Regions from separate parts of the Homo sapiens genome. Here regions 2, 3, 4, 5 and 6 are each linked to region 1. Evidence: chromatin loops called from intact Hi-C (ENCODE). Cell type or tissue: GM12878. All regions are shown on one strand. Links, peaks and the distances in the headings refer to the core of each region. The heading gives the core; the rest is flanking DNA. Region 1 overlaps MIB1 (MIB E3 ubiquitin protein ligase 1). Region 2 holds the start of SNRPD1 (small nuclear ribonucleoprotein D1 polypeptide). Region 3 holds the start of MIB1 (MIB E3 ubiquitin protein ligase 1). Region 4 has its middle 25 kb from the start of SNRPD1. Region 5 overlaps GREB1L (GREB1 like retinoic acid receptor coactivator). Region 6 has its middle 46 kb from the start of GREB1L.

Region 1 (5,328 bases), core at 274-5,273:
TTGGGTGAGTGAGTGTTCAGTTTGAAGTTTGAATTGTGTTAGAAGTATCTAAAGATGCAGAGACGCATATAAACACAAAAATTTAATGTTTCACATACAGATGTTAAAGCTTAATTTTTTAATATGACTAGTTTTTATGTATACTAATGATGCTCCAGGTATATTTTAAAACATTTTAATTAGTGAATTTGTAATAAGATAGGCTTGATTTGAAATACTTTCTTTTATTAGTGGTCAAGTGGGTTCTCGGAGTCCTTCTATGATTAGTAATGATTCTGAAACCTTAGAAGAGTGTATGGTGTGCTCAGATATGAAGAGAGATACTCTTTTTGGTCCATGTGGACATATTGCTACCTGTTCTTTATGTTCTCCACGTGTCAAGAAATGCCTCATCTGTAAAGAACAGGTTCAATCCAGGACAAAGGTAAGATATATTTAATATAGTATTTTGTCATTTTATGAAGTTGAGACTAGAATTAATGATAAATAAGATTTAATGACATCATGCGTCTGTGTAATTTTGCTCTTCCAAACAATGATTTAAATATAGGAATATATAATTTCTGCATTTATCAGATCAGAATTTCTTATTTTATTGCTTGTTTACAGTCTTGCTTATTAATGTACTGATTTGCTAAGTTAATTATTGTTTGAGTTTATTGATACACCATTTTTACTGTCAAATTTTTTTAGCTCTTAATGTGTTTCCTTCATTATATCTAAAGTATGGTAAAGTTAAAATTATCTACCATTTTGCTTTCAAAGCTCCCTATAACCTAAGGATACATTTACTTCCACTTTGGATTATAGTTACTTATATGTTGCACTTTTTTTGGAGTACAAAAACTGTTTTGCATTCATGTTTGTAAAATAATTCATTTTTTTGGTAGAATGTCACACATTCTAGATTTGATTGTTCTATCGTGGTGTTGTTTAACTTGCTATCTTCTGTGTTTCCTGTAAGCTGGAAGTTAGATGTAATAGTTTGATCAGGGTCAGCTTAACATTTTTGGCAAGAAAGCTTCACAGTTGGTGCCACACACTTTACATTATGTCCCATCTGGAGGCAAATAAAGTCTTGTCTCCCTGTAATTAGTGATGGCCAAAATCTATATCTACTCTGAACTTTTTCTCTCTCCTGACTCCTTTTGCTTTTTGAGAAGTATAGTTCTTTTCTGAGTAACTTAGTGCTTTATTATAACTGTACCAGATTACTAATTTTGGTTTACTGAAATAATTTATTTTTTAGTTTTTCAATACTCAAATGTGTGTGTGTATTGCATATAAAGTGAAATTTGAGTTTCTTACAAATGTTTCTCTCAAGGTGAATAGTTTAAACCAAAGAGCATGTTGGTTTTGAAGTAAAAACTCATGGAGTTTATACTCTTTTTCCATTCCCTTCTTTTTATAATCTTTATTTCTGTCTTGCTATTTATTTTTTCTTAAGCTATTCATTAACCATCATTAATAAGAAAGGAGCTGTTAGTAATTATCATAATGAATTAGCTGGCAGGGACTTAAAAGGTGTTGCCTTGCCCCTGCTTCTTCTACTTTCAACCTTCTAAGCCTGGATGGTTTTTATGATCCAAATTAATGTATCTTTCGTAGAATTTTTGGCACAGGAAAAAGCACAAGGAAGTTATTTTTGATAGGAATACTGGAGTGCTTGTATGTATGTAGCTGCTTGATCAATTCATAAAGCTGAGAAGGGTGAACTAATAGCACTTATTGTGTGCCAGACACTGTGTTGGCATTTCATTTGTATTAAATAGGTGTTAACCCTGCTTAATAAATTAATGTGGATCATTCTACTTAGCATTTATAATTCGCTTTAGCTACCTGTTTACGAAGTAATAGTTTGGGAAAGAATACAAAAGAAGAACAAAAATTTAAGCCATTCTTTTGTCTTTAGATTGATCTGTGTATTCTGCCATTGTGTTTGAAACTTTTTGTTAGATTAAGCCCTATTTCAACAAACCTTTATTGAACATCTGTTTTATAGTCAAGACAAAGATGTATATAATAATTACCTGCTAAAAATGTGTAATCTATTGGTAAACTATGACTTATATATAAGCAACTCTGCCATATTGGGTGTTGTAGGTGCTTTAAGAGAGTTAAAAACTGAGTAGGAGTTCAGAGCCTCTGGTTGTCAGAAGCAGAGTCTCAGCTATGAAGTTATTCTTATAAAAGCTGCAGCTCAAAGAAATGGACTGACATCTGGTTCTTGAATGCAGGTCTCTTGATTCTTAAGCCCCTGTTCTTTTCACTGTGTTATGATGCATAGACAAAATTAAGAACGATGTCTGCAAGGGATAGTTGATGGAACAGAGGAGAGAGGAAAGAGGAAAGAATATGCTTTCGTTCTTTTTCAGACCTTTTGAATATAGTTATTCTGAGAATTAATAGGCTTGCAATTTGATTTTTAAATTATGAAAGTTTTATAATTTATAATCTTATAAATTTATAATCTATAGAAAAGTAGAAAAACTACGGATATACCCACCCAACAGATTTGCCAGGTTGGTTGTAGAGCCTTTGACTACGAAGAAATAGTGACCCCAAGTGGTTAAAGGATAATGAATGTCTTCATTGAAGAAAAACAAATTACAGTATTTGGAGGGAGGTATAAACAAGCATGGGATCCTTTTCTGTTAGAGAAATACAAAGAAGGAAATTAATTGAATTAACATGAACTATTTCAGTTGAAGTAGCAAAAATACATTTTAAAAAGTGCTAGCAAGGAAAATGGCAAACAGGCACTCTCTAAACACTGCTGGAGGCTAGGTGGCCAACCCGGCTATATGTACAGACATTACACAATATGCTTTGGTTTAGTAACTCCACTCCTGGAAGTATAACCTGAGGAAATAATTGGAGGAAAAGGTATGGCTACAGTTTTTTTTTCTTATAATAGCGGAATAGGTACAGATATGGTTTTTAGATCAGTTTGCTGTATTATTTTAAACTCTTCAGAAACAATTCAGACAAAAAGACAAATGCAATGGAAATCATTTTAAAAATCAACATGTTATATAGAAAGGAGAAGATAATTATTATGTATTAGGCACTGATTTTATATATTACACATTGAACTACTTTATACATATCTGATTTACTCTTTATCACTCTGTGAAGGATTATTCTTTATTGTTTAGATAAATAATGTTGTAGCTCAACAATGTTAGGTAATTTGTTGGTGTTGGAGGTAGATTTTGAATCCAGGAATGTCAGTGTCTTGATCAACTATGTCTTACTGCATTCTGCATTCTGCTTTTTCTATACTTACATAAATTCTATGTACATACTGAGGTGTAAGTTGGGAAAGTCCATAGAGAGAAAGAGAGAGAGCACACGTGCATGTATTTGGTTGTTTGGATGATGCTGTAGGTGAGTAGTAGTTACCATTTTTGGTGACACAAGAGATGGCTAAATGTGACTGTGTGTTAGAAGGGAGAATAGGTGAAAGACAGATGAGTAGCCAAGGGCTATGGGGTAGGGATACAGGAAGCCAGAGCCAAGGTGGTTAATAGTTAAATGTCCAAGCTCAGATTAAGTGGACATGAAGAAGAGGTGAAAGTGAGGGAGATTATGAATAGGCTGTGGAAGTCTTGCTAGAGATCAGGGAAAAAGAATAGCCCAAAGCTGTGGGCTTCAGGCAGCATGGGAATTGACCAAGTCCTGGAAAAGGGCACTTTAAGGTAGAGTTTCTTAAATGTGGGTAAACAGAAAAATCCCTCGTGGATTTTAGCAATTTGGCTAATCTAGCTAGATTTTTATTAATATTAGAAATCTGTCTTTCAGTCATTTCTTATTTTACTACTTTATTTGTTCGTTGTCTTTTTTAGTTTCCCCTCAAAAGTAGTTTTTGGGGGAAAAAAATATTGAAGCCTCCAGAGGCTTCCTCAGAGGAAATGGAGTTTTTTCTATTCTATATTTTAGGACAGATAGGGAGATGAAGGTAGAATAGAAATAAGTGCCTGTTAAGCTAGGGTATATAAAGATGTGAAAATGAATAACCAGGAAAGTAGAGGATGGGAGGAAAGTGTGTGTTAAATTTCTCTGTGCCTAGGTGTTTTCTTACAGAGGAAATACATTTGGATATAATTGAACTTGTTAAGAGTTACTAGATTTATCTGTAAATGGTCACTGTGCTGTAACCTCTTTTTCTATAGATTGAAGAATGTGTGGTATGCTCTGACAAGAAAGCAGCTGTTCTTTTTCAACCCTGTGGCCACATGTGTGCTTGTGAGAGTAAGTAGCCTATGCAGAGTTCCTCAATATTATTATAAAAATAGAAAGTGAAACAAAAATTATGTTTTTGAGGGTTTTTTTGCTTTTGATTTTGGATAACTCATAAAAAAGTTGATGGGCCTCGAGTACCTTCTATTTCTTTCTCTGTACTAGAACGTCAGCTGTTTCCCTCCATGCGTCTGAGCATTAGGGAAGACTGAATATGCTGTGTTCTGCCACCTTGGATTTTGATTTCAGTTGTATTAGCACAAAAGGGTCTCTTTCCACACATAATAGAAATTTATTTTGAAAAATAAATGTTGAAACATTTAGTCTCGCCTTTGTTCACATATGAAATTAGCACGTCTTCATTTGGCTTCACCTTAATATTGCCTCTCCTGTGTACTTTCCTCACTGCAGAAGAACCAACAGCAACCATTTCTGGGGCTGTAATTTCTGGCCTTCTGTAAGCTTTTATGTCAAGAGAGCTTTTAGAAATCTTTTCTTTGTGAGGGCAGTATTAAAATTTAAAAAATGTTTTTAAGTTTCTTTTAAACATATTCTCTTGAAGTCCTTTGCTTTTCATATTGCCCTTGTTCAAGTTCATACACTGTTAAATATTCTCTTCCCTTTGCTTTTCTTCATTTTGTCAATAAAAGATTTTATTTTATTTTATTTTTTATTTTTGGCACAGTCTCGCTCTGTCACCTAGGCTGGAGTGCAGTGGCACAATCTCGGCTCACTGCAACCTCTGCCTTCCCAATTCAAGTGATTCTCGTGTCCTCCGCCTAGGCAACAGACTGAGACTCAGTCTTAAAAAAAAAAAAAAAAAAAAAAAAATTCCAATAGGCAGCTGGTCAACTAAAGAAAGGGTGAACGTTTTCTTCTGTAACATTTTGCCTAAAGTGACTGTTTCTGTTTACCAAAGAGTGGTATAATGGCTATTACCCAATACTATCAAAAGGGCACATAGAGAATTCTCTGTCTTAAGTAAAAAAGGACTCAGGTTACTTAAGTTTTCATAGGCCAGAGGTTGGCAGACATTTTTTGTAAAGGGTGAAATAGTAAATATTTTTGGCTTTGTAGGCCACATGG
Region 2 (5,328 bases), core at 254-5,253, 240 kb before region 1:
TGGTTCTTCTCCTGGTTGTAAGGAAGTTCCCAACAGCTCCAGGGGTTACTCCCTTTCCATTCACAACAAAAGAAAAGAACATTCCCTCTAAAGGTCCAATTGGATCAACTTAGATCCCAAACCTACTGTGAACAAGTAATGGAATGGAGTATTAAAAGGGTAGAGTCAGCTTTCTTAGGACCACAAGGATCACAAGAAGAATATTAGAAACATTTGGAAAGACAAGGGAATAGATGTTGAGAAGGCAACACACAAATATCCGTTTTAGCCTTGCTACTCAAATTGATGTGTATAGAGTAGGGGCAGCTTCATCAACTGAAGGCTTGTTAGAACTGCAGAATTTCAGGCCCCACAACGATTGAATCAGATTTTCATTTTAAAGTTTCCAGGCTGGGCGTGGTGGCTCAAGCCTGAAATCCCAGCACTTTGGGAGGCCAAGGTGGATGGATCATCTGAGGTCAGGAGTTCGAGACCAGCCGAGCTAACATGGTGAAACCCCATTTCTACTAAAAATACAAAAAATTAGCTGGGCGCAGTAGTGAGTGCCTGTAATCCCATCTACTCAGGAGACTTAGGCAGGAGAATCATTTGAACCCAGGAGGCAGAGGTTGCAGTGAGCTGAGATCGTGCCATTGCACTCCGGCTTGGGCAACAAGAGTGAAACTCCATCTCAAAAATAAATAAATAAATAAATAAATAAATATAAAGTTTTGGCCAGGCGTGGCAAGTCAGTCTCAAACAACAAAAAAAGGGCAATATTTATCAAAGTTTAATGTGTGTAGGACTCACCTGGGGAAACTTTATTTTTTTTAATTTTTATTATTATTATTATTTTTTGAGACGGAGTCTTGCTCTGTCGCCCAGGCTGGAGCGCAGTGGCACAATCTCCACTCACTGCAACCTCCGCCTCCCGGGTTCAAGCAATTCTTCTGCCTCAGCCTCCCGAGTAGCTGGGACTCAGCCTCCCAAGTAGCTGGGACTACAGGCATGCGCCACCACGCCCAGCTAATTTTTGTATTTTTAGTGGAGACGAGGTTTCACCATGTTGGCCAGGATGGTCTCGATCTCTTGACCTCATGATCTGCCCATCTCGGCCTCCCAAAGTGCTGAGATTACAGGCATGAGCCACCATGCCCAGCCGATAAGTATTGTCTTACAATATCTAAGAGTTCTGTTGATCAGCGATGAAGTCTAGGCTAGAGATACAAATCAAAGTCATGGTTTTGGAGGAGATTACCAGGTTAAAAGAAAAAGTATACATAAAAAGACTACAGCCACAAGCCGGGAAACACTGTGACATGTATTGGCTCCATAGGGAAGGAGGAACCAGCTAAGGAGATTTAGAAAGAGTAGTTAGAGGCTGGGCATGGAGGCTCTGGGCCTGTAAACCCAGTACTTTGGGAGGCCACGGCAGTGGAATCTCTTGAGCCCAGGAGTTGGATACTAGCCTGGGCAACATAGTAAGACCTCTTCTCTACGAAATAAAAAATAAAATATTAGCTGGGCATGGTGGCACGCACTTGTGGTCCCAGCTACTGAGAAGGCTGAGGCAGGAGGATAGCTTGAGCCCAGACGGTCAAGGCTGCAGTGAGCCCTGATTGTGCCATTGCACTCCTGCCTGGGCAACAGAGCGAGAAACCCTGTCTATAAACAAAACAAAACAAAGCAAGAGTAGTTAGTAGGATAAGGAAAAAGGCCAGGTGAGCTTGGCATCCTGAAACCCGAAAGAGGGAAGGGGAGTGTTTGTGTTAAATTTTGATGAAGCTCACATACTAAAGAGACAATAATGCCGGGCGCGGTGGCTCACGCCTATAATCCCAGCACTTTGGGAGGCCGAGGCGGGCGGATCACGAGGTCAGGAGATCGAAACCATCCTGGCTAACCCCGTCTCTACTAAAAATACAAAAAAATTAGCCGGGCGTGGTGGCTGGCGCCTGTAGTCCCAGCTACTTGGGAGGCCGAGGCAGGAGAATAGCGTGAACCCGGAAGGCGGAGCTTGCAGTGAGCCGAGATCGCGCCACTGCACTACAGCCTGGGCGACAGAGGGAGACTCTGTCTCAAAATACATACATACGTACGTACATACATACATACATAAAAAGACGATAATTAGCGGGCCATGGTGATGCGCGCCTGTAATCTCAGTTACTGGAGAGGCTGAGGCACGAGAATGGCTTGAAACCGGGAGGCAAGGGTTGCAGTGAGCTGAGATCGCGCTACTGCACTCCGGCCTGGGCGACAGAGTGAGACTCCATCTCAAAAAAATAAAAAATATATATATTTTGATGAGATGTTGAGAAAGATGAAGACTGAAAAGTTTGTCTTATAGATTGGAACTTAAAGTGAAAATAATCTGCTACATTGTGGATTTTATTTTTATTATTATTATTTTTTGAGACGGAGTCTCGCTCTGTTGCCAGGCTGGAGTGCAGTGGCACGATCTCAGCTCACTGCAACCTCCACCTCCTGGGTTCAAGCGATTCTCCTGCCTCAGCCTCCCGAATAGCTGGGACTACAGGCGCGCATCACCACGCCCCGCTAATTTTTGTATTTTTAGTAGAGGCGGGGTTTCACCATGTTGGCCAGAATGGTCTCGATCTCTTGACCTCGCTATCTGCCCGCCTCGGCCTCCCAAAGTGCTGGAATTACAGGCTTGAGCCACAGCGCCTGGCCCATTGTGTGATTTGCTTCAGGTACAGTAAGCAATGCTAGGTTCCTGGTGTTGGAACAGAATCAGCATAAGACTTTGGGCTTCTCTAAGACCTTCTTTCCGTTCAGTGAGGAATTTGTATTAGGTGCTGCACTCACAGTGCCCTGCTGTTCAGAAACGTGATGGTGACAGTACTTTTTTTTTTTTTTTTTTTTTTTGGGAGACGGAGTTTCGTTCTTGTTGCCCAGGCAGGAGTGTAGTGGTGCGATCTCCGCTCACTGCAGCCTCCGCCTCCCGGGTTCAAGCGATTCCCCTGCCTCAGCCTTCCGAGTAGCTGGGATTACATGCGCCCGCCACCACGCCCAGCTAATTTTTTGTCTTTTTAGTAGAGACGGGGGTTTCACCCTGTTGGCCAGGCTGGTCTTGAACTCCTGACCTCAGGTGATACCCCCGCTTCGGCCTCCCAAAATGCGACAGTCCTATTAATTGGATTTAATCTCTTCGAATCTCCCTCTCTTGTAGGACATTTTTCTCCAAGACCAGCCCTCGATACCCTCAGCCGTCGCAAGGCAACCTCCAGCCGCCAGGGGCCGCAGTCGCGCTCCTCGCGGCCGGAAGAGAGTGCGGCCCAGCGCAGCCTCGGCGTTTCCGCCATGCGCCTGCAGTGCTCCGCGCGCTCTTGACGTCCGGAGCCCCTGGAGTAGGCGCTTCCGGCCATTCATACTGCAGTCGGTCAGTGTTCGGTTGAAGGATTCTGTGTGCTGTCGGACCCAGAGGGTGACGGCGCCGCTAGGATGAAGCTCGTGAGGTGAGGGAGTGACCAAGCAGCTCTGGGGGCTGTGAAGGGAGGGCTTGGCCCGGAGTCCGGAAGGCTGGGCTCTCCCATTTGCAGGAGGCGGGAAAGCCGCGTGTGCGCGGCCTGCTAACGGCCGGCCTTACTGCGCCCGCAGCTCGTGCTCGGGCCTGGGCTTCCGCCTGGGTCGCTCGCGGATCCCGCGTGTCTTCCAAGAGATTGGTATAAAGGCCGAGCCTTTTCTTCCTGCCTAGTGACTTAGAGGCTTTAAAGATGCAGCGCCTCCTGGGACACATCTCCCTCTTACAGTTACTCATTTTCTTTTTGAGTGGAACTCCCCAGTCCTGCTTAACAGTACTTAGAAAGCTGTATGAGCTTATCTGGAAACAAACCTGTTTGCAAAATATTTTAAATCAGAGAAGGACTTCCGGCTTCACAAGTTTTTGTTTTTTTAAATAAAGATGGTGTCTCACTTTGTTGACCAGGCTGGTCTCGAACTCCTGGGCTCAAGCTTTCTGCCCGCCTCGCCCTTCCAAAGGGCTGAGATTACAGGTTTGAGCCACCGTGCCCGGCCGATTTTTAAGTTTACCTTTTTATCCTCCTTAGATTTGTGATTGATTATTCCACCTCTATTTCCCTTTAAGGTAGGCTTTTTATTTAGGAAAATCTCCCAATATAGGGCAGAAATTATCACAACGTAATTGTGGCTGATTACTCAGATAATATATAGTTCTCCTGTTTTATTTCTTAAGAAATAAATAGACCCTGTCAGTTAGGTGAGTCTTCTGAAAACTTGTTTGCTGATGTGAATAATTCTAAACTACCTGCAAGTAGATTTGGTTTTGGTGTTTTTCCTTGAGACTAAGCCTGGAACAGAGGCAGACGTTTCTAATAGCTAAGCCAGCAATTATAAATATTTAGCTTGTTTTTTTCCTGTTGAGTCAAGGATTGTCAATATCCGCTAAATAGTTATTGGGCACCTGTTACATACTAGGCGCTGGTAATAGGATTTTTTAAAAGGCAGAGTACCTGCCTTGTTGGAGTTTTCTGGTTAGTGGGGATGACAGACAAGTAGATAACGTCTGAAGTAACGTTTGTTTGAAACGTTTTAAATAACACATAAAAGCCTTCAACACTCAGGGAGGAGGCCAGGCGCAGTGGCTCACGTCTGTAATCCCAGCACTTTGGGAGGCCAAGGCGGGTGGATCACTAGGTCAGGAGTTCGAGACCAGCCTGACCAACATGGTGAAACCCCGTCTCTACGAAAATTACAAAAGTTAGTGGGGCGTGGTGGCGCGCGCCTTTAATCCCAGCTACTCAGGAGGCTGAGGCAGGAGAATCGCTTGAACCCAGGCGGCAGAGGTTGCAGTGAGCCGATATCGTGGCACTACGCTCCAGCCTGGGCGACAGAGCGAGACTCCATCTCAAAAAAAAAAAAAAAAAAAAAAAATTATATTCAGGGAGGAGTTGGTACAAAAGACATTTAAGGTTAATTTTTGGTATATTTTTATTTGAACTATAACTTTGGATAGGAAGTCATAGAATTTAAAGTGCATTTTTTAGGCTGGACGTGGTGGCTCACGCCTGTAATCCCAACACTTTGGGAGGCTGAGGCAGGCGGATCGCCTGAGGTCAGGAGTTCAGGACCTGCCTGGCCAACGTGGTGAAACCCATTCTTTCGAAAAAATACAAAAATTAGCCGGGCATGGTGGCGGGCGCCTGTAATCCCAGCTACTCAGGAGGCTGAGGTAAGAGGATCACTTGATCCTGGGAGGTTGCAGTGAGCTGAGATCGCACCACTGCACTCCAGCCTGGGCAACAGAGTGAGACTCGGTCTCAAAAAAAGAAAATTACATTTTTTGAAATTTCTCCATACCTGCCAATC
Region 3 (5,328 bases), core at 214-5,213, 110 kb before region 1:
CTCACGCCTGTAATCCCAGCACTTTGGGAGGCCGAGGCGGGCGGATCACGAGGTCAGAAGATGGAGACCATCCTGGCTAGAATGGTGAAACTCCATCTCTACTAAAAATACAACAAATTAGCTGGGCATGGTGGCAGGCACCTGTGGTCCCAGGTACTCGGGAGGCTGAGTCAGGAGAATGGCGTGAACCCGGGAGATGGAGCTTGCAGTGAGCTGAGATCACACCACTGCACTCCAGCCTGGGCCACAAAGTGAGACTCCATCTCAAAAAAAAAAAAAAAAAAAAAAAAAAAAAAAAAAAAAAAAAAAAAAAAAAAAAAAAAAAAACCAACAAAACTAGAGAAGCAAGAGCAAACAAATTCAAAAGCTAGCAGAAGACAAGAAATAACTAAGATCAGAGCAGAACTGAAGGAGGTAGAGACACGAAAAACCCTTCAAAAAAATTAATGAATCCAGGAGCTGTTTTTTTGAAAAAGATCAACTACATAGATAGACCACTAGCCAGACTAATGCAGAAGAAGAGAGAAGAATCAAATAGATGCAATAAAAAATTATAAAGGGGATATCACCAACAATCCCACAGAAATACAAACTACCATCAGAGAATACTATAAAAACTTCTACGCAAATAAACTAGAAAATCTAGAAGAAATGGATAAATTCCTGGACACATACACTCTCCCAAGACTAAACCAGGAAGAAGTCGAATCCCTAAACAGACCAATAACAAGTTCTGAAATTGAGGCAATAAGTAATAGCCTACCAACCAAAAGAAGTCCAGGACCAGACAGATTCACAGCCGAATTCTACCAGAGGTACAAAGAGGAGCTGTTACTGTACTTCCTAAAACTATTCCAAACAACAGAAAAAGAGGGAATCCTCCCTCCTTCGTAAAACTCATTTTACGAGGCCAGCATCATCCTGATACCAAAACCTGGCACAGACACAACAAAAAAAGAAAATTTCAGGCCAATATCCCTGATGAACATCGATGCGAAAATCTTCAATAAAATACTAGCAAACAGAAGCCAGTAGCACATCAAAAAGCTTATCCACCACTATCAAGTTGGCTTTATCCCTGGGATAAACACTTTGGGAGGCTGAGGTGGGAGGATTGCTTGAGCTCAGGAGTTCGAGACCAGTCCGGCCAGGGAAAATAGTGAGATATATCCCCCAAGAAGCTCCCCACTGCCCCCCCGCTCATCTCTGCCAAAAATACAAAAAATTAGCTGGGCGTGGTTGTGCGTTCCTGAGGTCCCAGCTACTCAGAAGGCTGAGGTGGGCGGACCCCTTGAACCCAGGAGGCGGAGGTTGCGGGGAACGGAGATGGCGCCACTGCACTCCGGCCTGGCTGACAGTGAGACCCTGTCTCAAAAACAAAGCAAAAAAAAAAACAACAACAAAAAAAACCAAACAAAAAAAATTTTATTTCAGTACATAGTAATTCCTTGGGTACATTTTACGTCCGTTTTCTTGTCTTTTCCCTTGATTATCCATTCTGTTAGCATTTCCCTCCTTTGACTATCAGGAAAAGCAACAGTTTATGCTAACAATGCATGCTAACGGTGCCAACAGTGCTGGCCTGTGGAAACACTGGTTTTAAACCCTATGCAGCATAATGTCATTTGAATAACGGCAACCAGAAACTTCTCTTACAGTCTTCGAATCTTCCTTTGAAGGTTGTATTTTGTAATTAGGGACTGAATTTTTTCGTGAGTGGAGGCAATTATTAATGAGCAAAGTTTGGAGTCTGCCTATCACCCTAATTCTGCATAAAGTCAAGACACACCTTCTAAAAGTCTTTACCGTTGCTCACAACATTCCATACCATGCTGTTCAGCTTAAAAACACACTACTAACCTGCTCTGTCTGGTTTGAAATGTTTTCAATTTACACACAAATACAGATCGCCCTGAATTTGTGAATGTATTTCTACCTTCGTTAAAAAAGAAGACTAAAAGAATATGGAATCCCTAATTCACATTTAGTTCGCCTAGGAAAACTAGCAGTTAGTGAAAAACTGGCCACATCACAGCCGCACAGCTCCAGCAGCCCGGGTAGCTTCCCCACCCTCACTTTCTCCAGCCCCGCCTCCAGGACGGCCTAACCGCTTTCCTCATAGCTCATTGGGCGCGCGGCACCACCGGGCGGCAACTCCAGGGATCCGCCCCTGGGCCCGCCCCTCCATCGCCCGGGGCTGGGGTTGGGCAACCGTCCGCCCTTTTTCTAGACCGCGCGCATGCGCACTCTCCTTGGACCCTGGAGAGACGCTTAGGGATCAGTTTTCTCCTCCTTTCTTCCCGCGATCGCGCGGCTCTCTGGAAGCCTTCCCACTCTATTATTGCCGAGGATCCCCCTCCTAGACACTCTGAGAAGGTGCCGCTCCGGCCTTGGGTACGGCGGTACCCGGATGTGGAGTCGCTCTCGCCCGGCTGGGACTCTGTGGCGGGGCGGAGCGCGGCGGCTGGTGCGGGGGCAGAGAGAAGGGGGCCTGAGGGCCCGGGCGCTCGCCGGACGCCGGGAGGTACCACCGCTGCCCACGGGGGAGGAGGCGGCGCCGGCGCTTGGGTGCCCGCCCCCGAGCGAGGGGCCGGGGTGGCAGAAAGGCCGGCAGTTAAGCTTGCTCCCCGCCGCCCCCCTCGGGCTAGCCTCCCCCGGCCCCCTGCGCTCCTCGCGCTGCCGGCCGGGGGAGAGCGTGGTTTCCTTGCGGCCGTCGCTGTAGCCTGGCCGGGGAGCCCGGAGGAAGCGGGAGAGTCCCCGCCCACGGCCCCCTCCCCTCTGCCCGCTCTCCGCCGCCGCCTCCGAGCAGCCGCGGGCCGCCCTCCACTCCGAGCGGGGGGCGCGGCGGCGACAGCTGGGCAGCGGCTTTGGGCTCCGCGGGGACCGCGCCGCCGCCCCCGTGAGTTATTCTCACGTCCCCCGGGGCTCGCTGCCGCCCCCGCCGACGCCTAGAGTCCGGCCCGGGCCCAACTCCCTCACGGGCCCCCCGGCGGCAGCGGCGGCGGCGGCGGCGGCAGCGGCGGAGCCCACCGCCCGGGCCCCGATGAGTAACTCCCGGAATAACCGGGTGATGGTGGAAGGGGTTGGCGCTCGGGTAGTGCGCGGCCCGGACTGGAAGTGGGGGAAGCAGGACGGCGGCGAGGGCCATGTGGGCACCGTCCGGAGCTTCGAGAGCCCCGAGGAGGTGGTGGTAGTGTGGGACAACGGCACAGCTGCCAACTACCGCTGCTCCGGGGCTTACGACCTCCGCATCCTGGACAGCGCGCCCACCGGTAAGCCGCGGCCACCTGGCCAGGGCTTGCGCGCGCGGGGGGAAGGGGCGAGCTGCGGTGGGCGTCGGTGTCGCGGGGAGAGGTCTGCAGTGGGACACCTGGTGGGCAGCGCCCGGCTGGAGCGAGCGGAAAGGCAAAGCGCCAAAGGAATTCTAGGTTCCGAACGGGTGAACAAACACTTTCAGAAAAGACCCTCTACCCCCAAGGGAAATGATGGCAGCACCATCACCGGGATGCTTTCAAGCCTGGAAGACACAAAGCACCGGGAAGAGAACAGACACAGGTCCCCCAACCCGACTCCTCCTCTTGGGAAGGGGTCTGGAGAGGCCTATCTAATAAGCCATTGAAATTAATCAGCCACCAAGTGATAACTGTCTGAAGGGAGGCTTGCTTTGCCATATGGTGCTCAGCTGACCGTTTATAATTGCCAAGGGGCCTTGGTACCTCGGATTTGTGGAGATGCCTTTTTTTTTTTTTTTTTTAACCTCCTGTGACACAGAATTACTTGGAGTTCAGTAGCCAAATGTTACTTGGGACTCTGGAATGATTTTTCATCCAAATTGTTCTATTTTATATCTTTATATCAATAGAGAGAAAAACATCCTGAGCTCTTGAACCATTTCTTTGTGTTAAATACTTTTTCCAAGTGGCAGATCGGCGTGGGGGACACCTGATGTTATTTTTTGTTACACTAACGTCCGTCTCAGTAAGGTGATGTCAGAATCTTACTCATTCACCCAGCAGTGAGTCAGGGTCCTTGATTAGTGAATCTTGATTAGTGAATTTTAGGGGTCTGTTATTGACGCTAGAGTTTCTAAATGATTAAACCAAAGGCTTGCTTTCACAAAATAAATAACAAATTCATTTTCATATAGATTCATCTTTGGTATTATTTATCCTTGATATTTATCCTTGATTCTGTAGAAAATAGTTCACATTTAAAATTGGGTACTTTTCAGAATTCCTAAATGAGCTACTTCTAAGACATTGAGTTTGGCAAAGCCTTACAAATCTTGGAATGGGCTCACAGTTATTATCAGTAGCAATAAAGAAATTAACACAAGCCAACTCAGTTTTTGAACAGATAATTCGTAAAATTGTGTTCCTTAGCTGGCTTTTTAAAAACATTTATTAAAAAAAATTTTTGTTTTAGAGACAGTTGTCTCGTTTTATTTCTCCGGCTGGTCTGGAACTCCTGGCCTCAAGCAACCCTCCTGTCTCAGCCTCCCAAAATGCTGGGATTACAGGAGTCAGCCACAAGGCCAGGCTTCAGATAGCTTTTTGAATATTAAAAAGGGTGTATGTACATGACTAGAAGAAAATGAAAAGATTCAACAGCACAAAAAGGGGCAGCCATTGTTACCAGTTTTTTGTGTAGTCTTGCAGAATACTCTATTGCATGGCAAGCATGTGTGTGACTATACTATAAATCTAATCCCCTTTTAAGTGCAAATGATAATAAACTATATTCACTCCTCTGCACTTTCGTTTCTTTCACTAAATTATATTGGTGATTGTTCCATTGTTTCATGGCTGCATAGTATTCCAGTGATTGGATACGGTGATTTATCTAACCAGGACTTTATCGATGGGCGTTTTATTATTTCATGTTTTCTTTACAATGATGCAGTGAATATATCCTTGTACATATATCCTTGTGTATATGTGTTGAGTATTTCTGAAGAAGTGGAATTGCTGCATCAAAACATTGCACATATTTAACATTTTGGTAGATGTTGACTAATTGCTTTTTGAAGACGTTTTGTGAGTTGAAACTGCCAGCAACAGTGTTTGAGGCCTATGCCTAATTTCTGCCTACTCTTTTTTTTTTTGAGACAGGGTTTTGTTTTGTTACCTGCAGCCTTGAAGTTTTGTTGTCGTGCTAGCTCAAGCTAAAGTCTGACCACAACCCTTATTTGGAGGAATTCTTGGTATCAGTAATTGTAGCTTTATGAGGAAATTTAAGTATCTAGGGTAAAGTGTAACAGATTCTTTACTACGGTGATTTTTGAAGGGACATTAATGTTATCTATATGTTTGTAGTATGGGGTGTATC
Region 4 (5,328 bases), core at 63-5,062, 210 kb before region 1:
CAAGTTGAGCAAACTGAAGCTGACAGAGGTGGAACTTATTTGCCCAAGGGCCACAATAAGCCACTGGTGTCTGGAGGATGCACGGGCTCTGTGCTTTTCCTACCTCCTAGGATGTATTCCCCAGTTGCCCTCCTTCACTCCCTGTCACAGTCACTGATGGCTTCCCTTTGTGTGGGTTTTCTCTGTGCTAAGCTGTTCTGTACTACTCAAATGCTATTCAGCATATATCCTTAAGTCTTGCTGTCTTGTTCAGTTTGTCTCCAGCCGATTTTAATATTTTTAGGGTAGAAATCTTTTCTTCTTTTCTTCCTTTTGTATTCTCCATTATGTGTCTCCCTCCCTCCCTCCCTTCCTTCCTCTTCCTCTCTCTTTTTTTTTTTTTCTTTTTTTCTTTTTTTTTTTAGACGGAGTCTCACTCTGTTGCCTAGGCTGGAGTGCAATGGCATGATCTCAGCTCACTGCAATCTCTGCCTCCCGGGTTCAAGCAGTTCTCCCATTTCAGCCTCCCTAGTAGCTGGGACTACAAGTGTGTGTCACATGCCCTGCTAATTTTGTACTTTTTTTTTTTTTTTCCGAGACGGAGTCTCACTCTGTTGCCCAGGCTGGAGTGCAGTGGTGCGATCTTGGCTCACTGCAAGCTCTGCATCCCGGGTTCACGCCATTCTCCTGCCTCAGCCTCCCGAGTAGCTGGGACTACAGGCACCTGTCACCATACCCGGCTAGTTTTTTGTATTTTTAGTAAAGATGGGGTTTCACCATGTTAGCCAGGATGGTCTCGATCTCCTGACCTCGTGATCCGCCCACCTTGGCCTTCCAAAGTGCTGGGATTACAGGTGTGAGCCACTGCGCCCGGCCAATTTTTGTACTTTTAGTAGAGACGAGGTTTCACCATCTTGGCCAGGCTGGTCTGGAACACCTGACCTCGCCCACCTTGGCCTCCCAAAGTACTGGGATTATAGGTGTGAGCCACCACGCCTGGCTCCATTATGGCTTCATACAAAGGTCAGTACAGACTGACCTTTGGGTAATTAAAGATAAAAGTTGATGGACTCGAAAATAAAACATGACAATCATATTAAAACCACTATAATCATGACTATTTCCATCTTTCTATAGTGATGCTCAGGAAAATTAAGCAACAATTATATTTTTACCCGAGTGTACCCTAGAATTACAGTGAGGAACACACCACACTGGGTCAGCCTGTCTTTAGGAGAGGAGGTAAGAAACCATCCAATATCTCTTGACTGAAATAGGGTTCCAATAAGCTACATGCTCTGGAAACAAAACCTCTCTATCAATTCTCGTTCCAAATCACTGCATATCTCATAATAATTGGCTCTTGTCTGCTGGCTGCAGGGGAGCACTAGGTCCTGGAGGAGGGAAACTGCAAGGCAGCTAAGGCCACGATTGTCCTGTGTTTACTATTAAGCAGGCTTCACAGTGACAGAGCTGGCCATTTGAGGACAGACCTGACCCGGAGCCTTCCACTCTGGGGAACCTCTCGGGTAAGTCTGATGCATCTGGGGATGAAAATCAGCCATGGAATTCTAGAAGCTAAAATAAAATATGGAAAGGCAACTGATGAAAACTTCCAAGACTAGAGCTTCGGTTTCATTTGTCTTAATCCATGGTTGGTTGAGTAGCCATTCAATGGCTACTTTTTTTTCCCCAGTAAGAGCCTTCTAAATCAGGGATGAGATTTTAATCCCAGCACTTTGGGAGGCTGAGGCAGGCGGATCACGAGGTCAGGAGATCGAGACCATCCTGGCTAACACAGTGAAACCCCATCTCTACTAAAAATAAAAAAATTATCCGGGCGTGGTGGCGGGAGCCTGTAGTCCCAGCTACTCGGGAGGCTGAGGCAGGAGAATGGCGTGAACCTGGGAGGCAGAGCTTGCAGTGAGCCGAGATCGTACTACTGCAGCCTGGGCGACAGAGCAAGACTCCGTTTCAAAAAAAAAAAAAAAAAGAAAGATTCAGGTTCCAGCAGGATGTTTCCAATTAAGAGTCACTTCCATGTCTGCTCCTTGTCACAGGCTGATGTATATTTCTGCACAATCTGAATCCGACTTCTATTCTGAAGTTTTAAGATTTGAGTCAGAGGGCTGGGCGTGGTGGCTCACACTTGTAATCCCAGCACTTTTGAGAGGCCGAGGCGGGCAGATCACCTGAGGTCAGAAATTCGAGATTAATCTGGCCAACATGTTGAAACCTCGTCTCGACTAAAAATACAAAAATTAGCTGAGCGTGGTGGAACACACCTGTAATTCCAGGTACTCAGGAGGCTGAGGGAGGAGAATTGCTTGAACTCGGGAGGCGGAGGTTGCAGTGAGCTGAGATCATTCCACTGCACTACAGCCTGGGCAACAAGAGTGAAACTCTGTCTCAATTAAAAAACAAAAAGAAAAATGGGCACAGTGGCTGTAATCCCAGCACTTTGGGAGGCTGAGGCGGGTGGATCACGAGGTCAGGAGATCGAGACCATCCTGGCTAACACGGTGAATCCCCATCTCTACTAAAAATACAAAAACATTAGCTGGGCATGGTGGCAGGTGCCTGTAGTCCCAGCTACTTGGGAGGCTGAGGCAGGAGAATGGAGTGAACCTGGGAGGCAGAGCTTGCAGTGAGCCGAAATCACGCCACTGCACTCCAGCCTGGGCGACAGAGCGAGACTCTGTCTCAAAAAAAAAAAAAAAAAAAAAGATTTGAGTCAGAGGCCTAGCATTTGTTTTTATTGAGTACTTCCCCTTAACTGTGCACGATTAGAGCATTTGATAATTATTTTTTGTGCTTGCTAGAAAGATTACATCATCTGAGGGATTTGGCTAGCATGCATCTAAATATACAGGTTGCTATAGTTTGGGTGTTTGTCCCCTCCAAATCTCATGTTGAAATTTTGTTTTTCTTTCTTTTTTTTTTTTGAGACAGTCTCATTCTGTTGCCCAGGCTGGAGTGCAGTGGTGTGATGATCTTTGCTCACTGCAACCTCCGCCTCCTGGGTTGAAGTGATTCTTATGCCTCAGCCTCCAGAGTAGCTGGGATTACAGGTGTGTACCACCATGCCAGGCTAATTTCTGTATTTTTAGTAGAGACAGGGTTTTGCCATCTTGCCCAGGCTTGTCTCGAACTTCTGACCTCAGGTGATGCGCCTGTCTCTACCACCCAAAGTGCTGGGATTACAGGTGTGAGCCAATGCACCGGGCCAGGACATTAATAGATTAAAGAAAACCAATCAACTATTTGGGGGGACTGTATTAGGATTCCCCAGAGAAACAGAACCGATTGGAGAGATACAGAAAGAAATTTATTGTAAGGAATTGGCTATGATTATGGAGGCTGAGACTAAGACAAGTCAGTAGCATAGTTCAGGGTGAGTCCCAGTGCCTGATAACCATGAGCACTGATGGTGTGAATTCCAGTGTAAGGGCAGAAAACCAATGTCTCAGCTCAGACAGGTGGAGAGAACAAATTCCTTTTTGTTTTGTTCAAGCTCTCAATGGGTTGGATGAGGCTCACCCACATTTGGAAGGGCAATCTTCTTTACTCAATCTGTTGATTCAAATGCTCATCTCATCCAGAAACACTCTCACAGACACGCCCAGAAATAATGTTTAACCAAATATTTGGACACCCTGTGGCCTAGTCAAGTTTACACAATAAAACTAACCATCACAGAGCCCAATTCTTCACATCTTCTCTCCTGATCATCACCTCATTTGCATATCTACTCACCATTAGTCACTTTCACTTTTTTTTTTTTTTGAGACAGAATCTCACACTGTTACCTGGGCTGGAGTGCAGTGGTGCAATCTTGGCTCACTGCAACCTCTGCGTTCCAGGTTCAAGCAATTCTCCTGCCTCAGCCTCCTGAGTAGCTAGGATTACAGGCACCCACCATCATGCCCAACTAATTTTTTGAACTTTTAGTAGAGATGGGGTTTCACTATGTTGGCCAGGGTGGTCTCGAACTCCTGACCTCATGATTTGCCTGCCTCAGCCTCCCAAAGTGCTAGGATTACAGGCGTGAGCCACTGTGCCCGGTCACTTTCACCTTTAACCTAGTTTTTCCCACCCACTAAACTGCAACCTTGCCTTTCTGCATGTATCTTCTATATTTACACTTTGTGTAATATTTTTCTTCTATATTTACACATTGACAATGTCTGTTTATGTGGATGTTTTGTTGGCATCCAACTTAGAAGAAGCAAATGTTCTATTAAGAACATATTGTAGTTCAGTGAGAAGCATGTTTATTAGGCCAAGGTCTCTTTGGAGTTATAATTTTGAATTTATTATGGATTTATTTTTTGTGGATTATATTTCAGTAAGAAATAATGTGCTTGAGTTTCCTAATCACACTTAACAGGTTCTAGCCTTTATTAAATGTTCTCATAAAATGACACCTCTCAGGGAATATTTATGAAAATTTTAACCTATAAATTACCTTTATTTATTTATTTTTTTTTTGAGATGGAGTTTCGGTCTTGTTGCCCAGGCTGGAGTGCAGTGGTGCGATCTCAGCCCACTGCAACGTTCACCTCCTAGGTTCAAGTGATTCTCCTGCCTCAGCCTCCCGAGTAGCTGGGATTACAGGCGCCTGCCACCATGCCCGGCTAATTTTTTGCATTTTTAGTAGAGACAGGGTTTCACCACTTTGGGCAGGCTGTTCTCAAACTCCTAGCCTCAGGTGATCCACCCTTCTCGGTCTCCCAAAGTGCTGAGATTACAGGCATGAGCCATCGTGTCTGGCTAAATTATCTTTTGTATAAGGGCAACACATTTCTTCCTCTTTCTATATTCCTGCCTGAGCCTATAAAATAGAATACAGCTCATAAAATATTGAGGGTAGAAGAGGGTTGACCATTTTGTTTCCCTCCCTCAGCAAGGGAGTCTGTGTTCTGCTGGCATTCCCTGGGGGCATCCACCAAAAGGCAGGCCTGGAGGAGCTCCACACTATATAGCTTTCTTTTCTGTGCGTGACCCACACTTGGGGTAAATGTGCTGTGTGCATTCAGCTCTCCCTATAAACTCATCCTGAGTTGTGCCTTGGGGGAAGGAGGGCATTTCACTTTATCTTCCAATCCAATCTATGTTTTAAATCTAGCTTTACCATTAATAAAGCAGATAGCCCCCATCTGTTTTCTCAATTTAATTCAAAATCTGGAGATGGAGAGTGTAGTTAATTGGTACTTTTGAAACCCCAAAACTTTACAATATATATACAGATAGGATCCAAAATGAATTTGACTGCTTATTGCTGATGCATATTTGTGACATACATGCATACATTTTATCTATCCTTCTGTGCTTTTTTAAAATTTAATT
Region 5 (5,328 bases), core at 105-5,104, 360 kb before region 1:
CCCCTTTAAGCATTCCTACCCACCTGTTACATCCACCAGCTTGAAATGCATCTTCTTTTTCTGGTAACATCATTCAGAGTTTCCTAACTTTTATTTTAAATGATGATCTCATCAACTTTCTATTGTAGTTTTGTGCTACAAAAGTTGTAAGTATAGTTTAATGCAAGCATGACAGATTGGAGAAACTGTGCACTTCTGACTTCATGATTCTTCCAGAGTATGAAACAGAAATGCCAGATATCAAAGTTACCATTTATTCTAACTTTGGCTTTTCTACGTGGCCCAGCAAAAAGCATTAAGCTTGAAACATAGATTATCTATACTTATTTCCTCCAACCCAGTCACCCCAGCCTAATAGTAGCTATGACTTACTGAATACCTGAAGGGACCAGCCCAGGATTTATTGAACTGAAGGATTTCTTCATTTCTACCCAGCCAGCTAAATCCTTGCAATGTGTGAAGACCTTGCTAGAGGCTGGATAAAATCTAGAGCTAGCTTTGTCTCTGATCAGTTGTATGAACTGGGACAAGCAGCTGAACTTCTCTCTGCCCCTGAACTCATTCTCTTTCTATGAAAAGGCAGAGTGGGCTGGGCGCGGTGGCTCATGCCTGTAATCCCACCACTTTGGGAGGCCAAGGTGGGTGGATCACCTGAGGTCAGGAGTTCGAGACCAGCCTGGCCAACGTGGTAAAACCCTGTCTCTACTAAAAATACAAAAAAAAAAAAAAATTAGCCAGGCGTGGTGGCGGGCACCTGTAATCCCAGGTACTTGGGAGGTTGAGGCAGGAGAATCACTTGAACCTGGGAGGCGGAGGTTGCAGTGAGCTGAGATTGCGCCATTGCACTCCAGTCCGAGCGACAGAGTGAGACTCCATCTCAAAAAAAAAAAAGACCGGGTGCAGTGGCTTACACCTGTAATCCCAGCACTTTGGGAGGCTGAGGTGGGCGGATCACCTGAGGTCAGGAGTTTGAGACCAGCCTGATCAACATGGAGAAACCCTGTCTCTACTAAAAATACAAAATTAGCTGGGCGCATGCCTGTAATCCCAGCTACTCAGGAGGCTGAGGCAGGAGAATTGCTTGAACCCGGGAAGCGAAGGTTGCAGTGAGCCAAGATTGCACTACTGCACTCCAGCCTGGGTGACAGAGCGGGACTCTGTCTCGAAAAAAGAAAAAGAAAAGGCAGAGTTGTTCATATACAGGGCATCTTGGTCCTTTCCAGTTCTAAAACACCTCAAAAGTGTTCATGTGTTATTCATTTGATAGCTGTCATTGGCATTTCTTTGACCTGGAGGTTTTCTGTGCAAGGCCAGTGGACCACTTGTTGTATTTTAAGTAGAATTATAGAATGGAACAAAGGTGAAATCCCCCATTAGCCTACCCAGCTGCTGGTGGCTGCATTGCTACCAAATGGCAACCAGAAAGAAAGTGCACAGCCCCAGCCTTATTCTACCAGGCTCCATGAGAGCATTGGCCAACCTTGGACCCAGAGCCCACTTTGCCAGCACCTACTTTCTTTCTTTTTCTCTTTTTTATATTTTTAAGACAGACTCTCACTCCGTCGCCCAGGCTGGAGTGCAATGGCATGATCTCGGCTCACTGTAACCTCCACCTCCCAGGTTCAAGTGATTGTCCTGCCTCAGCCTCCCAAGTAGCTGGGATTACAGGCGCCCGCCACCACACCCAGCTAATTTTTATATTTTTAGTAGAGATGGGGTTTCACCATGTTGGCTAGGCTGGTCTCGAACTCCTGATCTCAAGTGATCCACCCACCTCGTCCTCCCAAAGTGCTGGGATTATAGGCATGAGCCACCGCGCCCAGCCTACTTTCTTTTTTAAAAAATTTTATTTTTATTCAGCAGCAGAAGTACTGCTGGGCAGTGTGCTCAGGGTAGCCAAGCACCTGCTTTCTTGACTAGCAGCTCTTCATGCCTGTAACTGGGTCCTCTTTGCCCATTCGTACTCATTTTGTCATCAGGCCTGGCTGAGGCGTAGCACCAAAAGGAGAGATTTGTTTTCTACCTCCTATAATTGTAAAAACTGCCGATTTTAACAAAGGGATCCTCTTCCCTGGCAGTCCAGGCTTAGGGGAAAATGGTACCAAAGGCTGCTGCTGCTACCAGGCTCAGATTTGCTTGGCTCCCTTGACGGAGCCAGGTCTCAGGTGATGAGGCTACAACACTAGGGGGTGCTATTTCTCCAGTCAGCTCCAAGTTTCTCCAGCACCAAGGAACAGTTTATGGAAAGATAGAAATTGCTATCTGTGAGGCTGACCTCAGATTAGTAGTAATAATTACCCTTTTTATGTCTAATACTCGACAGATATTACATTAATGCCTCAGTTTCCTGTATTGTAATCTTATATATCAGAGAAATAAGTGGACAGTGCTGCCATTCTAACCCAATACCACCAGCAAGAGGTGAGGATCCAGGAATTATCCATGATGACTATGCTGGCAATGAATGGAATAGACCAGCGTGTCTCAGAATTTAACGTGCATGCAATTCCCTGGGAGTCTTGTTAAGCTTCAGATTCTGATTAGTAGGTCTGGGGTGGGGAGATTGAGCATTTCTAACAAGCTCCCAGGTGCTGCTGCTGCTGGTGGTCTGTAGACCATACTTTGAGAAGAGGTTTCTAGACAATCTCTAAACCCCTTTACTGTGCTGTACTTATCCCAACAGGTTGATTCACATGCTTTGGAAGCTCAACCTTTTCCTTCCAGTGATGTAGGATCCCAGGTCATTCTAGAACTAAAGCCCCACCACACTGATCAGTAGCCCCTTCCCCACCATGCTTAATCTGCATTCTTACTGCACAGGCCTTGCTGCTCCCAGCTGGCCCTGCTGCCTGAGTGCTAGTGCCTTGTTTTCTGTTGAAGGTACCCCAGGCTGCACAGCATGGTCGTCCGCTGCTATCTTCTCATCCAGCAGTACTCTGAGGCCCTGATGGCTCTCACCACCATGGCGTCACTCCGCGACCACAGCACACCAGAAACACTCAGCATTATGGATGACCTCATCAGCTCCCCAGGCAAAAACAAAAGTGGGAGGGGACACATGCTCATTATCAGGGTGCCCTCGGTGCAGCTGGCGATGTTAGCCAAGGAGCGGCTACAGGAGGTGCGCGACAAACTGGGTCTGCAGTATCGGTTTGAGATCATCCTTGGGAACCCGGCCACCGAACTCAGTGTTGCAACTCACTTTGTGGCGCGATTAAAGGTTAGCAATGGACAGACATTTCTCCTTTAAAATACCATTTGTTTCTCTTTTCTAGGAATCCTACATAGGTGGCTCAGGGGCCTGAGTTTAATAGAATCACATGTGTGATTCCATGACAATGATAAGGCTAAATTAAGGGACATATTCACTTTCTTAATTAGAACCAGTTTGTAAAGATTGCCCAGCCCTTTATAGCATGCAGTTAGTGCATGCAGTTGGTCTTCCATGCTCTCCAACTGCAGGTGCAAAAAAATGAGATGACCCAATTTGACCCCATGTTTATTGGCCTTGTTCAAGATGCATGTAGCCCATGGCCATCTGTTTTCTGAGAAAAAAAGGTAAGTTATCCTCTCAGACCTCTGTGGGGTAATGTTTTAAGTATCCTCAACTCACTAATTCTTTTCTGTTCATCTAGCCTCTCTGTGAGCTCATGTCTAGAGTCGGTAAAGTATTCTGTTTCATCTTCAGTACTCAGAACTGTTCCTAGCCCTCTTGCATGTGGATTCCTCAGCAGTTTGTTGTTTCTTTTTACTTGCTTTGACCCTCAGCCCCAAGGCTTTGGCTGGACTGAGACTTTGCCAGGCGCCCTACAGAAGAATTTAGTGCATGACTGAGTCCCTCACTGCTCCCTCTGCACGGCCAGTGATTGACTGCTTCTCCCCTTCCTCTCCTGTCAAGCATCAGGGTGGGAGGAGTAGAACCCTCAGCCAACTAACCTAACTCCCTACCTTATGCCTGACTCGGTTTTTCTGGGCCTGTAATCCAGTGGGGCCTAGCCATTAGAAAGCATTTAATCAAATATCCACCTACATGTCGGTATGGAACTGAGCTAGCTACTGTATGTCTGAGTTAGACCAACTTGTTTCTGCGCCCTATACATTAAATGCTGAGCTAAATTGGGTTAAGGAAAATCTGGTTCAGCACAAATTTTATGAAAAGAAGGCACATAGTCATGGGGGAATTTGCATTTTCACCCTGGGCTGCGGTTTCCCATCTGCAAAATGAGAGAATTGGGTTGTATAATCTCTAAGAGTTCTAATTTGGGGATGATTATTTAGTGTTCAAAAATTGTTCTGGGCTGGGCGCAGTGGCTCATGCCTGTAATCCCAGCACTTTGGGAGGCTGAGGCAGACAGATCAGGAGGTCAGGAGATCAAGACCATCCTGGCTAACATGGTGAAACCCCGTTTTTACTAAAAATACAAAAAAAAAATTAGCCAGGTGTGGTGGCGGGTGCCTGTATTCCCAGCTACTCAGGAGGCTGAGGCAGGAGAATGGTGTGAACCCAGGAGGCGGAGCTTGCAGTGAGCCAAGATCGCACCACTGCACTCCAGCCTGGGCGACAGAGCGAGACTCTGTCTCAAAAAAAAAAAAAAATTGTTCTGGAGATGTAAATCTTCTTCTTGTGTTCAGTTAGCTAACCTAAATTGAATAATCCAAAATGCAGACAAAATATCTTGTATTAGCTTAATAAGCAATTGGAACAAATAAAATTGTCCAAAAAATAGAAACTCCTAAATTTAGAAGTTGTAACATTTATGTTTCATATATAGATACACGTTCACAATTTTATGTTATAGTCATAGACTACATTACAGTGGAATTCCTAGGATGAATAACAAAACTCCGGAAACGCTTCTTACAGTATAATTCATGGAGACATGAATTACGGGCTTGAGACCATTTGAATATTGCTAATGATGAAGAATTTGGAGGCTGGGCACGGTAGCTCATGCCTGTAATCCCAGCACTTTGGGAGGCCGAGGCGGGCGGATCACAAGGTCAGGAGATCAAGACCACCCTGGCTAACACGGTGAAACCCTGTCTCTACTAAAAATACAAAAAATTAGCCAGGCATGGTGGCGGGCGCCTGTGGTCCCAGCTACTCGGGAGGCTGAGGCAGGAGAATGGCGTGAACCCGGGAGGCGGAGCTTGTAGTGAGCCGAGATTGTGCCACTACACTCCAGCCTGGGCGACAGAGCAAGACTCTGTCTCAAAAAAAAAAGAAAGAAAAAGAAAAAGAATTTGGAAAGGCGGACAATCAGCAGCACCATGCTAAGTCTCCCACATCTGTTGCCAGAGATGACCTAAATGCACGTGAGGCTGCTG
Region 6 (5,328 bases), core at 186-5,185, 660 kb before region 1:
GGAATAAAATAATGACATTTGCAGCAACCTGGATGGAGTTGGAGACCATTATTTGGAGACCATTATTCTAAGTGAAGTAACTCAGGAACGGAAAAACAAATATTGTATGTTCTCACTTATAAGTAGGAGCTAAACTATGAGGACACAAATGCATAAGAATTATATAATGGACTTTGGAGGCTTGGTAAGAAGGGAGAGAGGGGGTGAGGGATAAAAGACTGTACATTGGTACAGCGTATGTGCTTGGGTGACAGGTGCACCAAAATCTCAGAAATTACCACTATAGAACTTATCCATGTAACAAGAAAACCACCTGTTCCCCAAAAACTATTGCAATAAAAAGAAATCCTTGCATGTTTGGTTTCTTCTTGGTGTCTACTTCTCAGAAAACTCAGATTAACACACTGACCCTTTCTTCTGCCATCCCCAATCACTATTAAGCCCAGCCAGTGAATGTTTTTATTTCAGAAATTGTACTTTTCAGTTGTTGAATATCCGTTTGGCTCTTTTTTTATAGTTTCCATTTCTCTGTTGACATTTCCCATATATTATTCAATAATTATTGTGGTACTTTTCATCAGTACTCTAGGGGAGGAAAAACAGCCCAATTTATTATCTAGACAAGCAAACGTTTTATCTAAAATACAACTGGAAAAGAGCAAAGATGTCAAATGTCCTTGACTTTAAGAACTTCCAGATTTAAATTTGTTCTTTAATTCTAAGGAAATACTATTGAATATAATAGTCACATCTCATCTTAATTGACCAGGAATTTATGTCACAATGTTTTAGAAAGGATACCATCTTTTCTGGGATAAAAAATTGTCAAGTTATTGTACTAAAATTATATAATATGTCAGTTAACATTAGGGGAAGCTGGATGAAGGATATGAGCAACTCTTCGAACTATTTTGCAACTTTAGCTCCTATCCTTTGCTGAAAGGGTCCTGATTAATATAGTTCATAAATAGAAAATGTATTCATTGAATATTTGTATAGATAGACCTCAACAGGGAACTTCTGAAACACTGATCCTCATCAGTGAATTATAATTTGAGATTAAAGAAATTATCTCCTTTCTTTCTAATATATTCTGAACATATCCAAATTCAAATCATTCTTTTAAACTAAGCATTAGTAATGTCTTTTCTATCCAGGCTCTTATTTTATACTATATATATTTCCTGAGTGATCTTGTTCACATTGTTTCAGCAACCACCACTGTGCTGATGAAAATGAATTTATATCTTCTACTTAACCTTCTCCTCAAAGCTTTAAGAACCAGATATTCAATTGCCTGTTAGCATCAACACATCACTATTTCCCATGCAGCTCAAGGTTAACTTGTCAACATGAAATTAATCATCTTTCCCACTAACTTTACTCTTTTAAATAGAATTTTAAAATGTTAATTGATAAAAATATAATCTATCTGAACTCTAAAAGATGACATCCAGCCATCAAACCTAATTATTTATCTTTTCTTCCAATTATTTGAGTCATCCTTTTTTCCTGCTTACTACTACCATCATCTACTATAATTACATCATAATTTTAGTCTCAATTCCCACCCTAATACATCCCCCATATGGTGCCAGGGTTGTATCTGAATTGCAAGGCTGTTTCTCTGTTTTCTATCTTTATCTTTATTTTTTTTTTTAGAGACAGGGTCTTGCTCTGTCACCCAAGCTGAAGTGCAGTGACATGACCATAGCTTACTGCAGCCTCAAGCTTCTGGGCTCAAGCCATCCTCCTGCCTCAGCCTTCCGAGTAGCTAGTACTACAGGGGTGGGCCACCATGAAAGGCTGTCTCTTGAGTGGCTTCCCATTGCATAGAAAATACAAACTCTCTTTGATCTCAGCTTTGCTCCCGTCTCTAGCCTTCCTTCCAGGCACTCACTTTCCACTGCTTTATCTCAAGCAGTTAAACTTGCCCACAAAATTATGTTGTTCTTTGATTTCCCACCTTGACTCATGTCTTAGACATCAGTGCTCTTCCTGCCCTTGTCACCTGTGACTGTTCCTCCTTTATCAGCTCAGGAGGTAGCTACTTCATGATGCAACTTCTTAATTTCTAAATTCAGATCTGGTGCCCCTCTCTGAGCTCTCAGGAATCATGTCCCTATTTTCAATTGCTGTGGCTATCACAGTGGTCTTTTTCCTTTGTCTCCCCTCATTTGTTTTTCTGCTGTAATTGAGAAAATAGTAGTCCAAGTTACAGATACTCCTAATGAACACTAGATGGCACTCTTATCTTTTGTTTGAGCAAATGAGTTGCTATTAATTCTACGTCTAAACTCAGCTTTTAAAATTGTCGTTTTCCTGGTTAAATCTCAGAGTTAAAAATAAAAGCATTTCTGTCCTGAAGTTGTTTGTTTGTTGTTTGTTTTAATGAAACCAAGTCTTTATATGTATGCAGGTTCAACAAGGAATCACTCAATCCCAAAACAAAAACTACTCCATTAAATAAATTGGCTTAGCCCTGCCATCCCAGTTAGTACTGCTATTGAAACAAATATATTGATTTTCAAAAGCATGTAATTAATTGTGTTTTGGGGGGTAAAATAATGGAACTTGGAGAGAGGGCTGAAAAATTTGTCTTTTAATCTTCATAAAAGATAAACTAACCCTTTGCAATACAAATGAGTAGTAAATATTTTATGATCTATTATGATTATCTGTAGAGCTATCAAAGTGTTAAATAGTTTAAAAGAGGTCTGAAGATTACACCAAAACAATACTATATCATGGAAAAAAATTTAGAACATGTTTTCAAAAGCAAAGGCTTGATAGTGCTTTAATTATTTTAATTTTTTTAGATGTTTCTTATACACAGAAGACTCATATCATGTTACCTTTTATCTTCCTTCTCAAATCTAACACTCTCCCAGTTTACCAGCTCTGTAAATGGCTCCACTCCCATTCAATTATTATAGCCTCAAACTTTGTGGTATTCCTAATTTTTCCCTTCCCTTCATAATCTATAACCAAATCATTAGCAAATAAATCTACTGGTTCTTCCTTCAAAATATATCTCTAGGTCGGGCGCAGTGGCTCATGCTTGTAATCCCAGCACTTTGGGAGGCCGAGGCAGGCAGATCACGAGGTCAGGAGTTCGAGACCAGCCTGGCCAACATGGTGAAACCCCGTCTCTAATAAAAATACAAAAATTAGCTGGGCGTGGTGGTGGGTGCCTGTAATCTCAGCTACTCGGGAAGCTGAGGCAGGAGAATTACTTGAGCCCAGGAGGCAGAAGTTGCAGTGAGCCAAGATCGCACCACTGCACTCCAGCCTGGGAGACAGAGCGAGACTCTGTCTCAAAAAAAAAATAAAAATAAAAATAAAATATATATATACAAATATATAAATATATATATATAAATATATATAAATGTGTGTATATATATATAATCTGTCCACTACTCTTATCTCCACTGGCACCACCTTGGTCCAAGCCACTGCCTCTCTCCTACCACAAGAATTTTCTTAATGGTCTCTTTGCCCAAGCTGCCCAAGCCACTATAAGCCCTCAGCTCTGGGAAAGAGGCCAACTCCATTCTAAATCTATTTTACATAGAACCCTTAAGGAACAACTTCAGGTAAAAACTCCTCAAATTTGAACTAATCTAAGAAAGTTCATATAGTAAAAAGAACCATGAAACAGTTTAAGCAACGAATTGTAGGAACATTGTCTAGCCATCACAATCCTATGCTTCCAGAAAAGAGGATTTGATATTGCTTTCTATTACAGCAGATATTACCAGCAATGTTCTTTTTCTATTGGATTCTAAATAATCCGAACTGCCCAAAAGGAGTTATTTATATTAGTGAAAGAACAGTGAATCTTGAAAGTATTTCTCCTGTGGTAATAACGCTTTTTGTTATATAGTGAATGCAGCTTCCTCAAATAACTGAAAATTTCATCTTGTTATTAAATAGTCTAGCCTCTTTGCAATTCATTTTATTGGAGAACATTTACTGGACAAGCCTACCCTTCCCGGGTGATTTACACGGATTAAGTTAGAAATGGAGCAACATCTTATTCCTTTCATTAAAGAGGGGTAATTTCTCCCATAAAATTTATTGGTATGGTATAGGGAAGGTCAATCTATTAAATTTTCTTGGAAATTTGTTTTTAGCTCCATTCAGCAGATCAATCTCCAGCCAGCCTGAGCCTAGATAATATGCTTCTTTTGTCATTGGATCTAACAGAGAAACTGAGAATCACATTTTAAGGGATTGGAATGAAGTGTTCCTATCATCTGCTTCTTTTTTTTTTTTTTTTTTTTTGTCTCTCAGGGTCTTCTGAATCCAGTTATTTTTCACCATGTATTTTGATTCAATTTATTCCTCCATCCTCAGTTTACCACAGGGGAGGAACATTATAAACACATATAACTATCTGAAAATAATATTTAGGCACCCTTTTTAAGGCACAGAAGTTATTGCTTCTAAATTCAAGTTAATTTGTTTTCTAATATAGTTTGTGTAAAACTATTAAAAATTTTTTCATTTCTTATTCCAAAAATATTTTTTCCAAGATTGGACAGAAGAGATAGGGAACAACTGTCCAGATTACGGTAGCCAACATTATAAATAGGAGTCATGCCTTAGATATTGCTTCCTTAATATATTTTTAATAACATTGGTTACCATTTATTGAATATATTTTATGTGTCAGTGGCTGAGCTGAGCACTTTCTGTGCTTTCCCATTTAACTTATTTAGTCTTCACATCAACCCTATCAAGTAGGTGTTGCTCTCTTGTTTTACAGCTGAGGAAACTGAGGTCAGTGATGTTAAGAAACTACCCAAACCCACATAACCAGTATGTGACACTGCAGGGCTCAAGCCCCAGTTCTTTCTGGACTCAATCTGTTTCTTTATTTGTTTTTAACCAAACTACAATTCCTTTGATGCTTGCTCTTCCCTGCAAATGTTCTCAAGTGGATACTCACAAGAATAACTTACAAACTTCAAGTGTTTGGGAGATTTTGAATCCTTGACATTTTCTATCATGTTCAATGAACTAGTCTAAAATGCACTCAAACATGGAGACTCATCTGAGCCAAGTGGACAATTTTAGAAAGCACTTGCTCGATTGTCTTTAAAATTGCATCCTCAGACTCATAAAACATTTCTCAAAATTAACCGGAGAAATTAGGTACCACTTTTAGTAATAATAAAAAAAAATCCAAACTACTATCTATATATAGTATATGTAAAAGTCCACACAATTATATATAGAGATTATCTATATCTATTATCTATGTTTTGCGGCCATGATGGTTGATATAAAAGCCACAATCTTGCATGGCATTTGATTTTG

The links. Peaks named below come from ENCODE experiments on the same cell type or tissue, not always from the same donor. Only the 100,000 strongest peaks of a DNase experiment are listed, where the experiment ranks them.
Region 2: it touches region 1 in a loop (2.3-fold over the local background); 19 of 110 quality-filtered maps call a loop at or near these places.
Region 3: a loop joins it to region 1, with 2.8 times the contacts of the local background. A loop is called at or near these places in 3 of 110 quality-filtered maps.
Region 4: it touches region 1 in a loop (4-fold over the local background); 12 of 110 quality-filtered maps call a loop at or near these places.
Region 5: it touches region 1 in a loop (8-fold over the local background); 30 of 110 quality-filtered maps call a loop at or near these places.
Region 6: it touches region 1 in a loop (4-fold over the local background); 11 of 110 quality-filtered maps call a loop at or near these places.

The regions. Positions count from the first base shown.
Region 1 is chr18:21,848,965-21,854,292 of GRCh38, forward strand. It overlaps MIB1 (MIB E3 ubiquitin protein ligase 1), which reads left to right. Exons shown (of 21, transcript NM_020774.4): 17 at 232-424; 18 at 4,176-4,254. Among named protein-coding and RNA genes, the nearest start is that of MIR133A1HG, 20 kb to the left of the region's middle. In GM12878, for the core only: a CTCF peak has its summit at 2,567 (motif pointing left); a DNase peak (open chromatin) is centred at 4,237; H3K27ac peaks cover 1,410 bases.
Region 2 is chr18:21,608,986-21,614,313 of GRCh38, forward strand. SNRPD1 (small nuclear ribonucleoprotein D1 polypeptide) reads left to right here and starts at 3,329. Exons shown (of 4, transcript NM_006938.4): 1 at 3,329-3,458. The coding sequence starts at 3,445. RefSeq lists a silencer at 3,078-3,127 and an enhancer at 3,388-3,477. In GM12878, for the core only: a CTCF peak has its summit at 3,238 (motif pointing right); a DNase peak (open chromatin) is centred at 3,236; H3K4me3 peaks cover 2,318 bases; H3K27ac peaks cover 1,908 bases.
Region 3 is chr18:21,738,541-21,743,868 of GRCh38, forward strand. MIB1 (MIB E3 ubiquitin protein ligase 1) reads left to right here and starts at 2,252. Exons shown (of 21, transcript NM_020774.4): 1 at 2,252-3,272. The coding sequence starts at 3,044. RefSeq lists silencers at 2,039-2,258, 2,449-3,078, 3,199-3,248. In GM12878, for the core only: no CTCF peak of the experiment used is centred there; a DNase peak (open chromatin) is centred at 2,211; H3K4me3 peaks cover 3,540 bases; H3K27ac peaks cover 1,879 bases.
Region 4 is chr18:21,634,911-21,640,238 of GRCh38, forward strand. No RefSeq gene overlaps it. Among named protein-coding and RNA genes, the nearest start is that of SNRPD1, 25 kb to the left of the region's middle. RefSeq lists a silencer at 3,565-3,765. In GM12878, for the core only: no CTCF peak of the experiment used is centred there; no DNase peak of the experiment used is centred there.
Region 5 is chr18:21,487,132-21,492,459 of GRCh38, forward strand. GREB1L (GREB1 like retinoic acid receptor coactivator) reads left to right here. Exons shown (of 33, transcript NM_001142966.3): 19 at 2,881-3,220. Among named protein-coding and RNA genes, the nearest start is that of GREB1L-AS1, 39 kb to the left of the region's middle. In GM12878, for the core only: a CTCF peak has its summit at 2,190 (motif pointing right); no DNase peak of the experiment used is centred there.
Region 6 is chr18:21,193,119-21,198,446 of GRCh38, forward strand. No RefSeq gene overlaps it. Among named protein-coding and RNA genes, the nearest start is that of GREB1L, 46 kb to the right of the region's middle. In GM12878, for the core only: a CTCF peak has its summit at 2,247 (motif pointing right); no DNase peak of the experiment used is centred there.